2 separate regions of the Homo sapiens genome follow, and region 1 is linked to region 2. The links are chromatin contacts, found by Hi-C in ENCODE. All regions are on one chromosome and are shown on one strand. The core of a region is the stretch at or near the end of the contact, and the rest is flanking DNA. Distances in the headings are between cores, read along the strand shown.

Region 1 (5,392 bases), core at 1,150-3,649, 1.8 Mb before region 2:
ACTATGTACATAATCTGACTTCTCCTCCCCGCATTGCAACGCCGAAAATAAAATTTTTCACAATGCATTTACAAGAAATAATACAAAACCCAAAAAAAAAAATGGAAATGCTCAGATACATAAAGTTTTACAAAACCCAGAATATAACTCCGCCGTCTGAAGGAGGGGGTGGTGGTGGTAATCTCTTTGTATAAATTAACAAACCAACCCAAAAGAGCGGTAACAACTACAAAAAACTTGTAAGTGCTTGGACCTGCCTTACTACATTTATAACAAATGCGACGAGCTCCGCGTCACTTGGGCTCCGGCGGTCGGCGCCGTCCGGAAGCAACGCGGAGGAAAGTGAGCGCGCCGGCCGGTATACAAAAGTGGGCTTCGCCTCTCGCCTCGTTTTGACTTTTTTGTCCCCTCGAGCAAAGAAAACGCTTTCCGCTTCCTCCGTAGGTGATAAATACTGTACAAAAAGTCTCAAGAAAACACCGAAGTTCAGTCTAAAACCCAAGTCTGGTGTCAGCGCCCGGCGGTCGCCAGGGTCTCCGGGGAAGGTGAGTGGGGGACACGCGTCACCCGGCGTTCGTCTCCAGTATTTTCCTTTTGACAAGAATGTGGGAACGTCTGTACAAAAGCCACGCCGCGCCGGGGCGGGGCGGGAGCCGGGCGCGGGCCGCGAGCTCGTGGGTCGCCGCCGCAGAGTCCCCGGCGTCCCGAAGGCGCTAGATGTGCGTCAGGGGCACCGTGCCGTTCACGCCCGCGCCCGCGCCCTGGTAGTGCTGCGGCAGCGAGTGCAGCCGGCTCTGCGCCGCGGCCGCTGCTGCCGCCGCCGGGTCGCCCCCCTCGCCGGCGGGCAAGTACATGCTGATCATCTCGCGCAGGTCCCCGGGGCACGGCGCCCGCGAGTGCGCTGGGGCGGGCGGGCTGCCGCTGGGCTCCGACTTCACCAGAGAGCCCAGCGCGCCCAGGGCGCCCGACGACGCGGCCGCCGCCGCCGCCGCCGCCGCCACGGCCGAGTTCTGGTGCGCGCCGCCCGCAGCGGCGGCGGCGGCGGCCGCGGCGCCGTAGGGGAGGCCGCCGTAGCCCGAGGGCGACGCGCTCATGTAGCCCTGCGAGTTGGAGATGGGGCTGTACTGCAGCGCGCCCATGTCGTAGCGGTGCATGGGCTGCGGGTTGTGCGGGTGCGCGTGCGGGTGGTGCGGGTGCGGGTGCGCGGGGTGCGCGTGCGGGTGCGCGCCGCCCGCGCCCGGGTGCTGCCCGTAGGCCAGCTGCGCCTCCTGCATCATGGCCGCGGCCGCCGCCGCCGCCGCCACCGAGCCGGGGTAGGCGCCGTTGGCCCAGCCGTTGACGTGCGCGTAGCCGCCGCCCGCCGCGCCGCCTGGGCTCTCCAGGCGCTGGCCCACGGCCGCCGCGCCCACGCCCACGCCCACGCCCATGGCCACAGCCGCGCCGCCGCCACCCGCGCCGGCCGCCAGGAGCCCGCCGGCCAGCGAGTACTTGTCCTTCTTGAGCAGCGTCTTGGTCTTGCGGCGCGGCCGGTACTTGTAATCCGGGTGCTCCTTCATGTGCAGCGCGCGCAGCCGCTTGGCCTCGTCGATGAACGGCCGCTTCTCGGCCTCGGACATGACCTTCCACTCGGCCCCCAGGCGCTTGCTGATCTCCGAGTTGTGCATCTTGGGGTTCTCCTGGGCCATCTTGCGCCGCTGCCCGCGGGACCACACCATGAAGGCGTTCATGGGCCGTTTGACCCGGTCCTGGTTGGCCTTGGCGCCCCCGCCGCCGCCGCCGCCCCCGCCTCCGCCCCCGCCGCCGCCCGCCCCGGCGGGGCCCGAGAGGTTCGTGGGGGCCTGGGCGCCGCCGGGCGAGTGCAGGTCGGTCTCCATCATCATGCTGTACATCGGGGCGGCTGGCGGGTTCACCGGCACCGCGAGGAGAGGGCCTGGAGCATAGACGGCCGGGGTGGGAGGGAGACGGAGAGGAATTCAGACGGAGTGAGACGGGGGCGGGGGGGTCCTAGCGGAGAGAAGAATGGGGAGGGGTGGAGGCAACGACAACAAAAAAAGGCAGAAACACACGCACTCGGCGCCGGTTCGGCTCGCAGGTGGAAAGTTTCTCCTGATGCACAAACCACTTGCCAAAGAGGCCGACGGTCGGGGTCGCCGTCTTCGCCGCCACCGCAGCCCAGGCGCCCTCGGCGGAGCGGTGCAAACAGGTGCAGTCGTGGCCAAGTTGCAGCTCCGCTTTTGGGGCCGGGAGCGGTGCGCTGGGCCCGGCCCGGGGTGTGCTGTCTCCTCGCCGGCCGCCGCTGCGCGCTGTCTCCTTCCTCCTGCGCTCGGTCCTCAGCGGCCTCCAACTCGGAGGCTGCAACTTCTAGCAGGGCGGCGCGCCGCGTGCGCTGGGCATGTGCTGGTCCCAGGTGCCCGGGGGAAGCCAGGCGCCAGTGGCGGGGGGGGGGAGGCGCAGGGGGGCCTGCAGGGGGCGATTACGGTGCAGCCAGGGAGGGGCCCGGGGACAGCGGGAGGAGCGCGGGCTCGCGGAGAGGGCCGGAGAGCCGGGGCCGCCGAGCCCGGGATGGGCTGCCCGCTGCCTGCCCGGGGCCGTGCGCTCGGAGCGGAGGCGCACGCGGGGCCGGCGGCGCGCGGGGCCCAGCAGCCATACGCCGGGCCCGGGCTGCCATTAAATGAGCGCGCCGCGGCCAATGGGAGCCGGCGGCGGCGGTGATTTGCATGGCGCGCTGGCGAGTGACGTGGGGAGGGAGTAGATACACTGGGCGCGGGCGGCGGAGCGGGGAGGAGGGGAGGAAGGAGGGGGAGCAAAGCAGGAAGGAGGGGGGAGGAGGCCCGGGAGGGGGTGACAGCCACACCGCTTCCTGAGCGCGCGCGCGCGGCGGCGGCGGCGGCGGCGAACCCCGAGCTCGCCCTCCTCGCCGCTCCCCGCCCGCGCGTTCCGAATGATTAACGATTGGGTTGAAAAGCGAAGACTAAGAAAGGATCGTCGTGGGGTGGGGGGAGGAAACGCAGCCCCTGGCCAGGTTTAAACGGGCGCAGTGGAGACCCAGCTCCTCCTCTGCCCCCGCCGGCCAACTCTGTGCCTGCAGGGAAGGGGAAAGTTGAGTGCGGGGCTGGCACGTCGCCCTCAGTTCCCCCGAGTGCTGAAAAGGAGGGGCGCTCCCTTGGACGCAGGGGATACCCTCCGAGGGCCCCTGCAGGTTCTCTGCAAGGATCAGGCGGCTCAGCCATCCCCCGCCCTGCATCCGTTCTCGGCCGCGGCGTGCACTGAAGTTCGCCAGTGCCCGCTCTTGCAGCGAAGGCCTTCACAGTCCAGGCCCCACAATTCGGGTAAAGGGGGAGTATTTGTGTGGGCATGGCTCCATAGCTTCGTTTAGTATCAGCCCTAAACTTTTGTGGGGAGGAGTCTTTCAATGAGCCCGGGGCCATAGTCACGCACTCTTCCCAACCCGGATCTTCTTCCTCTGGAAAAGGAATTTCTAGGAAGGCCGAACACAACAAGATCTATCTGGAATCTAGTTCCTGAACAACAGTTGAAAAAGTTTGTTGAATCGCAAAATAATGATATGGCGCACGCTTTTCTGGAGTGAATTTCCCACGAGCTGGTTGCCTAAGAACGGAGAAAACTGCGTGAACTGCGCGGGGCCACATAAACCGAATGAAAGGCGGGGCCTCAGGACGGGTCTCAGCCGCCGGTCTGCGTCATGCAAAGGAAAGGCCTGGCTCGTGGAAAGAGTAAGGCATTCACCTGTGGTTATCATTCTTAAACCTCAAAGTGGCTTTGATTTGGGAACGTGAAAGAGATTTTCAAACGCAGTCTCAAGTAGCATAGCGCTCACACTACCGTTTCCACCAGACTGATCTGAAAGTGGTCCAAAGACGACTTTTGAGCCCAAGTATTCCTCCTCTGCCCTCCCCGAGGCACCCTGAGATGAGAGTGCTTGTGGAGATTGGTGGTGGGTAAAGTAGAACCTTCACCGCATGTCACATGTCTGCCTGTCTTGTAGTAGGAATATTCAGTAAAGATGATGATAACGGTAATAGGAGTAATAGGATGTTTGAGTCTGTTGGGCAGCGAACACGTGACACCTTTTTTTTCCTCTTAAAAAAACTTCTGAGGTTGTGAATTTCTTGACCCTGTTGCTTGTCCAAGGTAAAAGAATAATGCTTTATTTCCTCTCAATTGCTATGATTATTACTGTAGGGTTTGTTTTATTATTGCAGGGTTGCTACAGTGTGAAGTGCAACAGCAAATTGATCTCTCTGCAGATTAAACTGCTTTCATTCCAGGCCATTCAGCATTTACTAGTAAATCCATCAAGTAATATATAATTATATTAGAAAGGGAACATCATTTTATATTTATTTTTTCACTAAATATCTAGGTTATAAACTGGGCTTCCAACTACCTTCTTATTTCACCAGTCGAGTTTGTTAAATCTTTTGATTTGTTACATGCACTACCTACAAATATCAGTTACATTGTGAATGAACAAAAAAGGAGCAATAATATTGTTTGGGAATGCTATAGCCCCATTTTTTTCTTTGATAATTTAGGAGGCAATGGGTGTGCAGTGAGATCCAGTGTGTTATGGAAAGTCAGCAAGACTGAAATAAAGGAAATGGTTTACAAATTATAAACTATATTATCCACTTAGCAGTTGAAAGATTTCTTTCCTCTGCTTTTCAATTTAGAGTTTAAACTAAATAGCTTAAGACTCCCTGAAAATGCTTTGTATGAATCAGGCTTGGCACATTATTTTCCATATCAATGGAGCAATTTATTTTATAAACACCCTGCACTCCAGTGTGCTTTGCAGGAATGCTTTATGCTTTGGGGAACTTGGATAGCTGACTTTGAAATGGTCTACTTTTTTTCTACCATAGTCCCGAAAATTGTTTCCAAATACGACGTTACCCTTGTTTTTCAGAGCATCTAAATAAGAGGAAAATGGTTTAGCATCCTGTGAGCTCACACTAGTGCTCAACGTTCAGGGTGCTCTCCATAAGCCCTCTTCAGTGACGAGATGTTCCCTAGGCCCAAGCGGCTGCACGCACTATGTGTGGCCACCTGCATAAGTATTAAACCAAAGCTGCAGGTGTAACTTGTTGCCAAGCGATAAATGATTGGCAGCAGCAGGCAGTGCCAATTAGGCAGCACAGGGCACTGCATGCTAGACCTCTGTGCCTTCATTCCTGGCATGAGGATTGACGAGCATAATATTAACTCCTGCTGGTGATCGATGGCTTCTGGAAGCCTCAATTTCTTGCTCCTTCTAAACTCTTTCCTCAGTGACTCTTTAAGAAGAGAGAAGACAGTCCAAAACCAGTTTGAAAAGCACCTCCTTCTCCCTTCTACCTCCAGCCAAGTTGGCAGTTACCTCCTTCAAACC
Region 2 (4,919 bases), core at 10-2,509:
TTGCCCAAAGCAACGAAAACGGTGCCTCAGGCTACATTTTAAGTTCCCAGTTCCCGTGAAAGGCCGACGCTTGCAAAACACAGGATTGACGCTGGGAACCCAAGGGGAAGGAAAGGTGGAAAGCATGATGAGGGAAGAGCAAGCTTTCTCAGAACCTTGGTGGGCAGCCTGGCGAACATCCACACGCACACACACACTCGGGAGCGCACGGACGAGCTGCCTTCTCCAAGGCCACTCAAACGTCCCAACCACTCTCGGGCGCGCAAGTCCAAGCGCGGGAGCCAGGACTTACCGCCAAGACGCTCTGGGCGAGGAACCCCACGGTCACTGTCCCCAGCAGCAGCCACCTGCATGGGAAAGGGAGGAAGAGAGACGTGAACGTGCGGGCCCGGCTTGTCAGTCCCCGAGAGTTACACCGAAGGGTCCATGCGCGCGTGACCCACGGGGACCAGGCAGAAAGTCGCTTACCGCCGTAGGGCAGGGCCGGCCACCGCGCGCTGGTCTCTCCCCATGCTGGCGGTTCGTCCACTCTGGGCCCCGGTCAGTCCCACTTAGCCTAGAGGCGACAGACAAAGCGAGTTTAGCGCAGGATGAGGGAGGCAGCCCATCCTCACCGCCGGTCTCGGTCCGCGAGACGCGGGGACAGCGCGGTGCGCGGCCCGCATGCAGGGGTGACCGGAGGGCCGTCCCCCCCACGACCCGGAAAGAAGGAGAGCCTCCCGTTAGGCCCCTGTGGGTGCTCCTTGGCCGAGGAGCTCGGTCTTCGCTCTCCCACCCTCCCCCTTTCTACTCCCAAGCAGGAGAGCGTGCAGCCCTAGCCTGCACAAGGCGCTCCAAGTCGGTGCTCTCGGGCCAGGGTCTGGGCGCCGCTCGGGGGTCGCTCTCACCTCGGGCTCGGCTTCAGGGGCTGCTGCCCGAACGCATTGGCCCTTCCAGAAGCACCCGCCGGCGGCACACCGGCAGGGCGGCCGGCCTTGCTGGGCTCTCTGGGCGCCGGCCCCGGGGGCTCGGGCGGCCCCTTTCGGTCCTCGGCCTGGATCCGCGAACGCGCGGGCGCGAGGGGTTGGGACGCGGGAGCCTCTTGAGTGCGGAGCGCGGAGCCCTGGTGTCCCGGCGCACTGCAGCCACACTCCCGGGCCGCGCGCTCCCGCCGCCTCTTACCCGCGCCGCAGGGTCCTCCCCTTTGAGGCGCCGCCCGCGCACCGCCGGGGGGGAGGGGGCAGCGCCAACAAATTGGGGAGCTCGGCCCGCCGCGCTCAGGTCTCCGCTTGGAGCCGCCGCACCCGGGACGGTGCGTAGCGCTGGAAGTCCGGCCTTCCGAGAGCTAGCTGTCCGCCGCGGCCCCCGCACGCCGGGCAGCCGTCCCTCGCCGCCTCGGGCGCGCCACCATGGGGCCCCGGCTCAGCGTCTGGCTGCTGCTGCTGCCCGCCGCCCTTCTGCTCCACGAGGAGCACAGCCGGGCCGCTGCGAAGGTGAGTTCCCGGCCAGCTCCGCTCCCGGCGTCCCGCCCCGAGCTTGGGCGCCCCGAGAGGCCCCTTTGTCCGCGCCTGGACCCGTCCGCCTGCCCCTCGGGGGTCGCGCGTGGCACGGCCAGGTGCATTCTCTGGGCCGGGGTTCGTTGGGGGTCCCTGTAGGCTACGATCGCGCATTGGTGGACCGAGCCTCCTTTGTTATGGTATGGGTACTGGAGAGTTAAGGAATTCCTCCGGGGAAGGGAGGAGAAACAGCCCGCGCTGTGGCGGGGTGAGGGTGCCTGGGAGCCGGCGGGATTTGAACCCGCGTCGCGGGTATGCTCGGCAGCTGGGCGCCTTCACCCGTCCCGGGTGCGCGAGGGAGTTGGGGGCTGGAGGGCCGGGAGCGCCCACCCCGCGCTGCTCAGAGACCCACACTGGGAGCTCCGAGCTCCTAGCCCCTGGGAGCAGCTTTGGGCGTATTTCTCCTTGTCTGGAGACCCTGGTGGCTGAGGCTGAAAAGCTCTGGGCCCTTTGCCTGGAAACAGCTGTATCTGAGCTTTCCCACGACTGCTGCCTAAGGCGCGCTCCAAGGCAGAAGTGGGGCTCTTCTGGACGCCCGGCTTGAAGAAGCCACCATCCTCAACTCGTTGCCTTCTATTAATATATATTTTAAAAAATTATAACCACATTCATATTTGAGCATGAAACCAAAGTGAAACTCCATGTCATTGTTCCATGCACAAATTGTTTTTCTAGTTTTCATTTCCTTTGGTTATGTGCTTGCCCAGAAAGGATCTGGGAGATCGGTTTGCAGGAGGTTTGCAGGAGTCGAGGCTTCCAGCCGTGGACAAGCCTGGACTGACTGTTGTTTCCTTTTTTCCTTCCCCTCCGAGAGAATAAAGACTTCAGCTGTTGCTCAGTGTCACAGCCATGCAGTCCCACAGGCCGGAAGGTGTGGCTTCTGAACAGATTTTGCAGTTTCTCCCTCAAATGCTTAAAAATGATTTTTGCTACTTACCAGATTTTCCATACTTATTCTTTTACTGTTCTTAATCTTGTTCTTTGTTTTCCTCTTTAAAAAAAAATTTTACTTCTCTCCTGGAAGAATGATACTCACTAAATCCACTTAACTGTATAGAAATTGTTAACTGTTACATGCCAGAGAGAACTGGTGATATACACACACGTCTCCTAATTGAGAGCTTATCTCCCTGGAGGCAGCTTCTCCACTGGGTATTGAAAGGACTAATGATTACATCAGCAATTAACTTCAGATTGTACCTCCCAGCCCAGTCTCCCCAAACTTCATAGCCAGTTATTTAAACACTCTTTGGTAATGATGACAAAATACTTTCCAAAGAACAGGCTTGAGAGCACTTTATTTTGGTCTAGAAATATTGACCAAAAGATTGAACGCTTCCAAGGTGAGATGGTGAAGCCTGATGATGGTAAGGTAAATCAGAGAAAGTTCTTCATTGGGAAATAGGAGCTGTTTGCATTTCGATTTTCTGATGGATAATGTTAGCAAAGCAAAGAAAGCTAACTGTAAGAGCTGGCTTTCCAAACATCCAGGACTGTAGAAAGAAAGAACCACTCAGTTACGCAAATCCTGTTCTCACCCGGGAAATCAAACGCATTAATGTTGAGTTGGAGATGATTTTACTTCCCTTTAATCATTTCCTAAAGCTCAATTACATTCCCGGCCACTGTCTTTGCAGTGTCCCTTGAGGTGCCATGGACTGTTTTTAAGAGATGCAGCCTGTGGGCACTTCTGATCACAGCTGACCTCACAGATATTATCATTACTCTGTATTTTCCCTGGCTTAATTAGAGAAAAGTGCTTAATGTGCAGATGATGTATGGGTATACAAGAAAATCACTTAAAAACTGAATCTGCCTAATTTTAAAATTTGTCTCACTTTTCATGCCATCAATAACATTTTGGCTTACCTCCTTCCAAAATCAGCTGTTAGATGTACCATAACACTGAAATAGCTTCAATACTGATCCAAGCAAAACATAATTTAAAAGCACATTTTGAATGATAAGATGCTGTGGATTTGATCAGATCCTCATTCAGAAGCCAGTGGAAGTGACTGTTGGCTTACCTCTCCTTTGCACTGTCTGAATCACACTTCACCTGCATTTGTACATCCAGACATCACCTGCTGTGTGCCAGGCATGAATTGCCCTTATTGTTTTTTCTTCATGAAAGGCTGTTTAATTTTGTATTTGCTGTATCTGCTATGGTCATATTGTTTACGTACTCATGGGTGGATTTTCTAAACCATTGATTTTATCCCACGCTGAACCTACCACTCTACTCCCCGCTCCTCCCTTCCTCCACTTTTCTTCAGCAAGAAAGGAGGAATAGCTTGCAGGCTCCAGACAAACACGTGCCAGCAGTGTTCTGATTGTGAGCACCCTCTACTCTTAGTCACTCAGTTGCACTGGGCGGAATGAACCCTTCCTGCAGCAGCTTTCACACTCCCCTCTAGCTGGTTCTGTGTGATGCTTCTTAACAGATTATTTCTCAGGATTAGAAACGTGAACTTTCCCCTCAGTGTGGTGATGCTTGTCCAGCAATACTGTCATCTCCTGACCATTAGTCACCACCTCTGGGACTGAATGACCTAGAGTTCAAACTAAGTGAGATTTCATTCCCATATAAGTATGGACCATGTTCTACTGGAAATGTAGTTTAGAAGAGAAGGCTGGTTTCTGAATCAGTCCCAACAAGAGCAGCATCGCCCAGGATCTCAGGAGTGATATTGGTGAAGCTATTCCTTATATCTGCAAGCTCTTTATATTAATAGATGGAATTGGACTAGGGTGAAGGGACATAACTTTAAGACCAACCAGAAGACACAATGTTCATGTACTCTGACTAGATTCACAGAATTATCAATGCTATATATTATTAATAGTCACGTGTACACAGGATGAGTGTGCTTTAGGCACCAGAGGACCTTACATTTTATACCTGCTTTTAAGCAGATGATTTGGGGGTACTCATCAAACTCTATACCTCAGTTTCCCTGGCAGGTCTGTCCCTTCCTCACACGGACCCGTTTGTGCCTTCCTTCATTCCACACACACATCGGGAACACCTCCTTCCTGCCATGACCTTGCCAGGTGCTGGCCATGCGGCAGGGACTCACCCCCACTCTCTGTCCTCAGGAAGGTCAGGTGAGAAATATTGGAAAAGAAACAGACGAATCCAAGTCAGGCTGGTAAATGTCACAATCAGGGGAATCGAAGGGCTATAGGAACACTGAATCCAGCTTTGGGGAACTCAGAGGAAACTTCTGGGAGGGGCTTCCGCCTCTGAAATATGAGGGAGAAATAGGAACTATACACCAGCATGTCATTTCCATGTGCACTGTGATGGTGTACTATACACAGAAGACATGGTCATTCTGCCTGTCTGCTCTCAAGTCTAAGGGTCTTTGCACTGAAAGATGA

What was found. Hi-C counts contacts between places; a loop is a spot of excess contacts on that map. Pooled maps may share reads with other maps.
Region 1: a pooled map shows a loop between it and region 2 (11-fold over the local background). The contact joins the promoter of SOX1 here to the promoter of COL4A1 in region 2. A Hi-C loop is called at or near these places in 2 of 37 single-sample maps with no recorded cell type and 7 of 50 pooled maps.

What each region holds. Positions count from the first base shown.
Region 1 is chr13:112,064,156-112,069,547 of GRCh38, reverse strand. SOX1 (SRY-box transcription factor 1) reads right to left here and starts at 2,399. Exons shown (of 1, transcript NM_005986.3): 1 at 1-2,399. The coding sequence starts at 1,889. The coding sequence ends at 714. All of the region lies in intron 1 of SOX1-OT (SOX1 overlapping transcript), which reads right to left.
Region 2 is chr13:110,303,497-110,308,415 of GRCh38, reverse strand. It overlaps COL4A1 (collagen type IV alpha 1 chain), which reads left to right and starts at 1,259. Exons shown (of 52, transcript NM_001845.6): 1 at 1,259-1,472. The coding sequence starts at 1,389. It overlaps COL4A2 (collagen type IV alpha 2 chain), which reads right to left and starts at 1,132. Exons shown (of 48, transcript NM_001846.4): 1 at 888-1,132; 2 at 469-556; 3 at 293-347. The coding sequence starts at 512. RefSeq lists enhancers at 1-669, 670-1,503.